Regions from separate parts of the Homo sapiens genome. Here region 1 is linked to region 2. A link is an interaction called in ENCODE POLR2A ChIA-PET data of the cell type or tissue named here. Cell type or tissue: CD4-positive, alpha-beta T cell. All regions are shown on one strand.

Region 1 (4,000 bases), 57 kb after region 2:
GAGAAAGACAACCAAACGTTGATAAAGAATAGTGAAGGCAAACTTTTTTAAAGAACATGGATAGACATTATTATTATTATTATTATTGAGACGGAGTCTTGCTCTGTTGCCAGGCTGGAGTGCAGTGGCAGGATCTCGGCTCACTGCAGTCCTCCCGGTTCAAGCTATTCTCCTGCCTTAACCTCCCAAGTAGCTCGGACTACAGGCGCGCGCCACCACGCCCGGCTAATTTTTGTACTGTTAGTAGAGACGAGGTTTCACCATGTTGGCCAGGGTGGTCTCGATCTCCTGACCTCGTGATCCACCCTCCTCGGCCTTCCAAAGTGCTGGGATTACAGGTGTGAGCCACCGCACCCGGCCCGGATAGACATTATTGTAAGTGATAATTATTTCCAAAAGGATGATCCAGTAGAAGCGCTAAAATCTCAGGTAATCTAGTCCCCGAAATCCCTGGATAATGCGGCCCGGAGAGTGGGGAGAAGTAAACATCAATTCTTCCCCAGGAGGGAGGAGAAAGCCAAGTGCAGCATCCGCGGACGTGGCACTGCAAAGGACGTCTTTCCTAAATATCCAACCCTCGGGGTTCTTCCTTTGCAGGAGTCTGTTCTTTTTGCCCCGTAGCCGAACCTAGGCAGGCAGCGTGGGGTGGAGTTGGCAAACGTCCTGCAACCCATGAAGAGCCGCTATGGTACCACTAGCGGTTCTAGGACCCAAAAACTAACGAAACTGCTCAGGAGAAGCTGCAGGCTTGACCCACCAGAGGTGCTGCCACCGAGATCAATTCTGCTCGGACGAATGAGCGGTGCTATGACTCAGAAAGTGCCAGTCCGAGGAACCAGGGATACTGGGACATAGTGAAAGGAGTTAGCCAGCTTTAGGGAGACTGTAAGGGAAGGGTCCCCAGAGAACCTCCGACTGGTGTTTTGTGCAGATAAGGGAACTTGCACAAGGGACTTGCCTAAGCATGCCTGCTGCGGATTAAGAGCGCGCATGCGCACTGGGGGAATGGGATGGAGCCACCCGGGATTCTCGCCTTATACAAACAGGGAACCCAGCCTCCTTAGCTTTCATATAAAAGCCTTTGTATTCAGCCGTTAAGGAGCAACCGGCAACCTGCTTTCAGGACCCTTGTTTTTTATGAGAGCTTTCGTTTACGCTTAATAAATTCTACTCCACTCACTCTTCGATATCCGCGTGCCCACTTCCTCCTGATCGTGAGACAAGGACCCGGATATAGCTGAGCTTAGAAGCAAAAATCCTGCATCAATAGCAAATGCGGACACTGAACGACTAGCGGAGTACCCAGCGGCAAACTTTAGTTTTTGGTGCAGTTAAGGTATTGCCACTAAGAAATCGTCGTCTCTGAGAAATATCGAGGCTTGGAAGGTTGTACAGTGCTTCCACCGAGAAAGCACCTACCCAATGAAACGCCTGTGGCAGAAAAACCGAGCCCAAGCCCTTCCAGCGAAAGTGCTGAAAGAGCGCCTCCTCGGCCAATCACTGGGCTGAGACCGTGAGACAGCCAGCCCGGGGAAAGTGGCGGCGCTAGGAGAGGGGAAGCGTTACCACAAAGCACTTCTGAGTCTTGTGAACAAGAAACGTTCTGGGTTGTTTTGTTTTTGAGAAGGAGCCTCGCTCTGTCACCCAGGCTGGAGTTCAGTGGCGCAATCTCGTCTCATTGCAACCTCCGCCACCTGGGTTCAAGCATACTGCCTCAGCCTCCCGAGTAACTGGGATTGCAGGCACGCGCCACCACGGCCAGCTAATTATTGTATTTTTAGTACAGACGGGGTTTCACCCGCTGGCCAGGCTGGTCTCGAACTTCTGACCTCGAGTGATCCACCCGCCTCAGCCTCCCTAAGTGCTAGGATTACAGGCGTGAGCCACAGCGCCCCGCCGAAACGTTCTGTTGTGTTCAGCGCTTCCAGCGGTGCAGCAGCCGAGAAAACACTGAGTCTCCGCTATTGGCGAAAGTGCTGATGCGAAACTGCTGGCTCGACATAGGCACAGAGCCGCGGAAGAGAACCCTAGAGACCAGGCACCAGCTCTGCTCCCCGACTCACGGGAGAAAGCTAGTTAGTAGGAAGCTGAGACATGATACTCAAAATCAGTAGAAGAAATTATGCCACATTTACTCTCCTGGGGAAGGCAGTGGGTAAGAAAAAATAAAATACATAACATTTACATAAAAAATAAAATAAATTTTTAAAGCAAACAGAAATGAAAATAAAATACACCAGTAACCTCGCTCCCAGAAAAAGACACATCAAAAAAAATTTTTTTGAGTATACAAAACATACAAATAACCCTACAAAGAAATTGCAGTGTTGAACGATGCGATCCTACGGCTATATTTGTATTAGCACTAAACCTGTGCCTCTTGCGCCTATTCGAAAATTCCTCGGATTAAGAAGAAACAGCCATGGCTAAACCGGTATTTGCGACACCAAAAAGTTCCTGTAGCCTAGACACCTCAACTTCTGCATGAGTGAAAAATCACAAGCACAGCCAGGGCGAGAATCTCTATTGTGAAATCACACTTGGTATGACTAAAAGATTTCAGGCACTGCTAAATTTTTTTTTTAATTACATTCTCCAGTACCCAGATTTCTACAAGACTTAAAAACCGTACGAACGGCTATAATGGGGGTTCCTATTACAAAACAGGAACTTGCAACGACTACGTAGGCACGGTTAAAGCCAGCATTGTTACAACTAGAAATCGAAACTGGAATAAATCTCAACTTGCTACGCTAAGAAATAGCTAAACCCTGACTTGGTCAGACTAAGAAATCGGGAGTTTGAGAGCAGCCCGGGCAACATGGCGAAACCCCGTCTCTACAAAAAATTCTGGGTGTGGCGATGGGGAGCCTGTAATCCCAGCTGCTGGAAAGACTGAGGCGGGAGAATTACTGGAGGTTGCAGTGAGCCGAGATCGCACCACTGCACTCCAGCCTGGGAGACAAAAATGGACAAACAAACCAACAAACAAAGTTAACATTCTGAATAGGTTTATCAACATAAAGACACTGCTAGCTAACATTGGCTAGCCTCTCTAGATCTGCTAGAGATGTTTGCCTTTCTAGATCTGCTTACCATGCTTCAGTCACCTCTATGTTGCAAGAAGTAACCTGCATGGACTGCACTGGAGAGCTACTTTTGCTCCCAGGATTCTGATTGAGTTTAGGCACTGAAAGACACCAGCTGTTCAGAGATATGGAGTAGACCTTGCTTTGTTCCCCCTGGGCCTCAGTATATTGAATTATTTTACCTGAAGTCAAAATTAGGCTGCACTGCGGCTCCAACAGTTCCAGCAGACACAGGGAGGGCAGCACTGAAAGGGCAACACTTCGTCCTGGACATCTCAAAGTCCAGCCCCCGGTGATCCCGGCAGCCATCCGCCAGACCCTCTGAGGCCACATCTGCCTCACTTCTCAACTGAGCCATCTTCCCAGCATAAACAGCCGCTGCTTCCTCCTCCTCCGCCCTCTCCTCACATCCCCTGTGAATCTGAAGCCTGCAGGCAGGAAAAAGCAGCCCTTTTTCCCTCCAACATCCCCACCCTCACCTCTCAGGAGTAGAGTGTGCTTAGTGCGCCCCCAGCCCTGTCAGTTCTTCCGACTCTTATTCCAACTCGGGAGCCCTCCCAGGCGCCTATCCTAACTGGACCTTAGGGACCTTGAGTCTACTGAAGCCAGGAAGCCCACCCCTTGAAAACCTCCGGTGACTTCACAAGGATACCCAGCCCCTAGTCGGGCAAGAGACCATTCTCTGGGGAAAGAAAATTCTGTGGTGGCTTGTAGGTTCCTCTTTCTTTTCTCTGACCTCTTTTCTCAGTTCTGCTCATTTCACTCCTCTAGTGGGAAGACCTCAACCCTCCTCTCCCTTCCTCTACCCACTGTCAAGGTACACACACACACACACACACACACACACACACACACACAGACACATCCACCTGGGGCTGCTCGACGTTTTCCTCCTCTGTCTTCCCTGGAGT
Region 2 (4,000 bases):
GTTTAATGTGTTTTAACCCGTTGTAATGTGCTGTGAGAGAAAAAGCCGCAGCTAACGGTGCTATGGAATTACTAGAGAGCACAGAGGCTGGGTGCAGTCACCGGTCTGCACCGTAAAAAGGGGTTCAGGAAGTTCCTACGAGATATTAGCGTTTCTAGGACCCAGAAAGAGACAGCACAGAGAATTTACGGGCCCCGAAAACATGAAACGTCCTGTTGGGCGCTAAGAATTGTGCACCAATTGAGAAAACGCCCAGTGGGCGCTACTGGCAAAAGTGCTGACGCAAAACCGACAGCTCCGCATAAGAAGCGGAGTCGCCAGACAGAACCCGGGACCTGGCAGCAGCAAGTCTGAGACCGAGATCGGCTCCCCGCGTCCTGAGCATGCAAGTCAAGGAGCACGAAGCTGAGACATTTAAAATCAGTAGAAAAAAATACATAACATTTAAATAGAAATACAATTTAAAAATAATAGAAGCCTAAAATGCAAGTAGAAATGAAAGGCAAGCACATCGGTAATGTCGTTCTCAGAGCAAGACACAAAAAGACAATTAAAAAATAAGCAAAAATTGCTGACAACCATTCCTACAAAGAAGAAATTACAAATGTTTGTAATGCAATCCTACGATTAGGATATCCCTATCCGATCTAAACCAGTACATGTTACACCTAAGTCTAAATTTCCTACCAAATTAAATAAATAAATAAATAACAGTCATGGTTAAACCTGTTTAGCTTAGACTATAAAATGGTAGGAAAAAAAGTCGCTTTCGGCGGGACTTGCTATTGTCAACTGGGGCTTGGCAAAACTGAAAAATCCCGTTTGCCTGCATTTCCTGACTTCCAGGGGAGTTTAAAAAACACAGGCCTAGCTAAGGCGGGACCCGCTATTGTGAAACCAAACTTAGTATAAGAGCTCCCAGGCCCTGCTAAACTGGTCATCGCTAAGCAAAAAAAAAAAAAAAAACCGCATTCGCTGGTACCCAGATTTCTACAGGAGTTAAACGTCTCCTGAGCAGCTAAAGCAGAGCTTACTAGTAAGAAACTTGCAATGACTAAGGAACTTGAGGCAGGGCTAACCCGGGGTTGTTAGGATTAGAATTCCGAGGCTACAGGAAACCCGGAATTGCTGAGATGTGAGTCACAGGGTGACTCAGCCTCGTTACGATGAAACAGTAACTTCCTACTACCTAGAAATCGCAGCCAGGGCCAGACCGGTGTTTGTCCTAAGTCGGAACTTGATTGGGCTGAGAAATCACATTGTGACTATTCCACGACTTGAACAAGGGGTAGAAATCGCAGGCACCGCGAAATAGAAACTTCCTAGGACCAAGAAGCCAACGACGCCCGAAACCGTGGGGTCCTGTCACAGAAACCCCAGCAGCGCAGCCACCGGACTGGGTTCTGGAGGCCGAGCCGCAGTCCGTGCGGCGGCGCTGGGAAGAGAAGGCGCCCCGGCAGCTCCCCTGCCACCGGCCCCGAGGAGCGGCTGGCTCCCCCAGCCCAGCGCCGCCGCCGCCCGGTAACTCCAGGCGCAACTGGGCGCAACTGGGGCAGCTGCGACACCGAATCCCTCACATCTGCAACCTGGGTGCTGCGGCCACTGAGAAAATGGAGGCGCAGACCAACGAGCGGTGCCGCGACCGAGAGACCTCGGCTGGCGAAATGGTGGTGCCGGGAGCCTGCGAGTGACGCCAGCCGGCGGGGTTGTCAAGGACAACATTCGTTTTGACGCAGCCAATGGCGCCGTCACCAAGAAACCATCGACTCTGAGAAAAAAGAGAGGTTCGGCCACCGAGAAACTCCGTACGACAAGTGCTGTGGCAGAAAAACCGCCTACTCCGCGCCACAGGCAAAACAGCCAATGGAAACCCCAGGTGCTGCGACCGTGACACCGGCACTAGAGGGTCTCGGATGGAGAAAGCGGCGCACGGAGACCAGGAAACTATGTGTAGCACAACTAGCAGAAAACCGTCTGGTCGGCCATCCGGGAGAAAGCGCGGATCAGAAACAAGCGACTTCGATGCAGGGAACCGCGCAGCCACTGAAGAAAGTGACCCACGTGGCAGTGGTGCCAGCGAAACACTGCAGTTTGGACGGCAGCTGTGGGGATGCCACAGAGAAACATGCACTGCCACTGAAGTACATCCAGCTCCGCGGAGCTAGTGTTCATATGATCAAGAAACCGCCAGTTGGGCTCTGCTAGAAACTTTTAGTCCTCCCTTAACGGCTATCCTACCCACAACAGACAATGCCTTTACCCAGCACCTAGCGGTGCTGAGACCCGCCTGGGCCAGCACAGAGCGCAGAGCAGTACGGGTACGGAGAAACGCCGGACTCAGTGAAACCAGCCTTGCCTCCAGCGGATTCCCCGGCTTCGCCGGACGCCACAGGCAGAGTGCCGCGGGGAAACCTCTGGCTCCCTAAACCGATTAGATTGTGGGAGTGGGGGGGACACTCACAAGTTGTGTGGAAGGGAACCAGCGGCAATGGGACCCGGCGAGCACTTGCCCGCAGCAAATGCCTGCGCTGCTGCAAAAAAAACAACTTTTGGCGCAAAGAATGTTGCGGCCAGAGAGCATCCGCTGTCGCTGACAAAGGAGTAGCAATGGCAATGAGAAACCGCCGGCGCCACGGCCGACCGCGGCGGCTCACGCCTATGATCCTTGCAGTTTGGGAGGCCGAGGTGGGCGCATTACTTGAGATCAGGAGACTAGCCTGGCCAACAAGGTGAAACCCCATCTCTACTAAAATACAAAAGATTAGCCGGTTGTGGTGGCAGGCACCTGTAATCCCAGCTACTCCGGAGGCTGAGGCAGAAGAATCGATTGAACTCAGGAGGCAGAGGTTGCAGTGAGCCAAGATCGCGCCACTGCACTCCAGCCTGGGAGACAGAGTGAGCTCCGTCTCAAAAAAAAGAAAGAAACCGCTGGCGCCGGGAAAGGAGCCGTGCAGCGATGGACCCATGGTGCGCTCCGTGCTACCAAAGTGCTGTGGCCTCTACCCACTCTCGATTCCCAAGGCTGTTTTTCGGGCTTAGGGAAGTCTGTTATATTTTTATTTCTGCTTCTTTCTTTTCTTTCTTTTATTTCTTTCTTTCTTTTTCTTTCTTTCATTCTTTCTTTTTCTTTTTCTTTCTTCTTTCCTTTCTTTCTCTCTTTCCTTTTTTTCTTTTTCTCTTTATTTCTTTTTTCTTTATTTTTTTTTTTAACAGTATCTTGCTCTGTTGCCCAGGCTGGTGCAGTGGCGTGATCACTGCTCAGTGCAGCCTCGCCTTCTTGGGCTCCAGCTATCCTCCCGCCTCAGCCTGTGGAGCAGCTGGGACCACAGGTGCGCGACACCACACCCGACTAATTTTTTGTAGTTTTTGTAGGGTCTCGTTTTGTTGCCTAGGCTGTTCTCGAACTCCTGAGCTCAAGCAGTCCGTCCGCCTGGGCGGACTAATATCACAAAGCGCTAGAATCACAGGCATGAGCCACCGTGCTGGGAGGGAAGTCTGTATTGTTGCTGCGTTCAACCCAGTGCATAGTGCATGAGAAGAGGAGGCAGTTTAGGGGCCCAGAACCAAGCGGATGGGGCTGGTTGCAGGAACAAAGTAAAAACCATTCTGATTGCCAACAGCTGCCTACGCAGGAAACACCCTTCCAACCTCCGTGGCGGGGCTCTCCCAGGCCACCCCTCGGTCCCAGAGTCTCCTCCCCGTCCAGAGCTCTCAGGATCCTACAGAAGGGGCGGACAACTCTTCCCTTCCAAACTGGAAAGTCGGCCTAGGTTTCCGAGGATAATGAAAGGCACAGCGTTTTTTGACCTCGACTTCAGGCCTGACCCCCCACTCTCTCGGTCCCGTACCTCTTCTGCGGGATGTAACTCTGTGGGAACCGCTCCTTTATTCTGATGATTAACTGTCTGATATCCTTGATATTTGGGGATAGTAGATGAAAGAGAGCAGGAGAGAAAAATGGACGGCAAGACTCCAGCTCAGAAGGTGGGAATGATGGCAA

Evidence for each region. ChIA-PET counts read pairs that join two places held together with the same protein. Peaks named below come from ENCODE experiments on the same cell type or tissue, not always from the same donor. Only the 100,000 strongest peaks of a DNase experiment are listed, where the experiment ranks them.
Region 1: POLR2A ChIA-PET joins it to region 2 with 168 read pairs; 24 of 35 experiments call an interaction of 5 or more read pairs at or near these places.

Annotation. Positions count from the first base shown.
Region 1 is chr5:43,006,758-43,010,757 of GRCh38, forward strand. No RefSeq gene overlaps it. Among named protein-coding and RNA genes, the nearest start is that of FLJ32255, 15 kb to the left of the region's middle. RefSeq lists enhancers at 572-1,424, 910-959, 3,428-3,928 and a silencer at 1,400-1,489. In CD4-positive, alpha-beta T cell, no CTCF peak of the experiment used is centred here; DNase peaks (open chromatin) are centred at 994, 1,514, 1,964 and 2,684; H3K4me3 peaks cover 3,693 bases; H3K27ac peaks cover 3,643 bases.
Region 2 is chr5:42,949,679-42,953,678 of GRCh38, forward strand. It overlaps LOC105374745 (a long non-coding RNA gene), which reads left to right and starts at 1,211. Exons shown (of 3, transcript XR_925964.3): 1 at 1,211-4,000. RefSeq lists enhancers at 745-1,944, 989-1,283, 1,045-1,104, 1,081-1,603, 1,081-1,225 and 2 more, a cis regulatory region at 1,148-1,158 and a silencer at 1,395-1,494. In CD4-positive, alpha-beta T cell, CTCF peaks have their summits at 3,030 and 3,277; DNase peaks (open chromatin) are centred at 293, 1,153, 1,733 and 2,563; H3K4me3 peaks cover 3,670 bases; H3K27ac peaks cover 3,101 bases.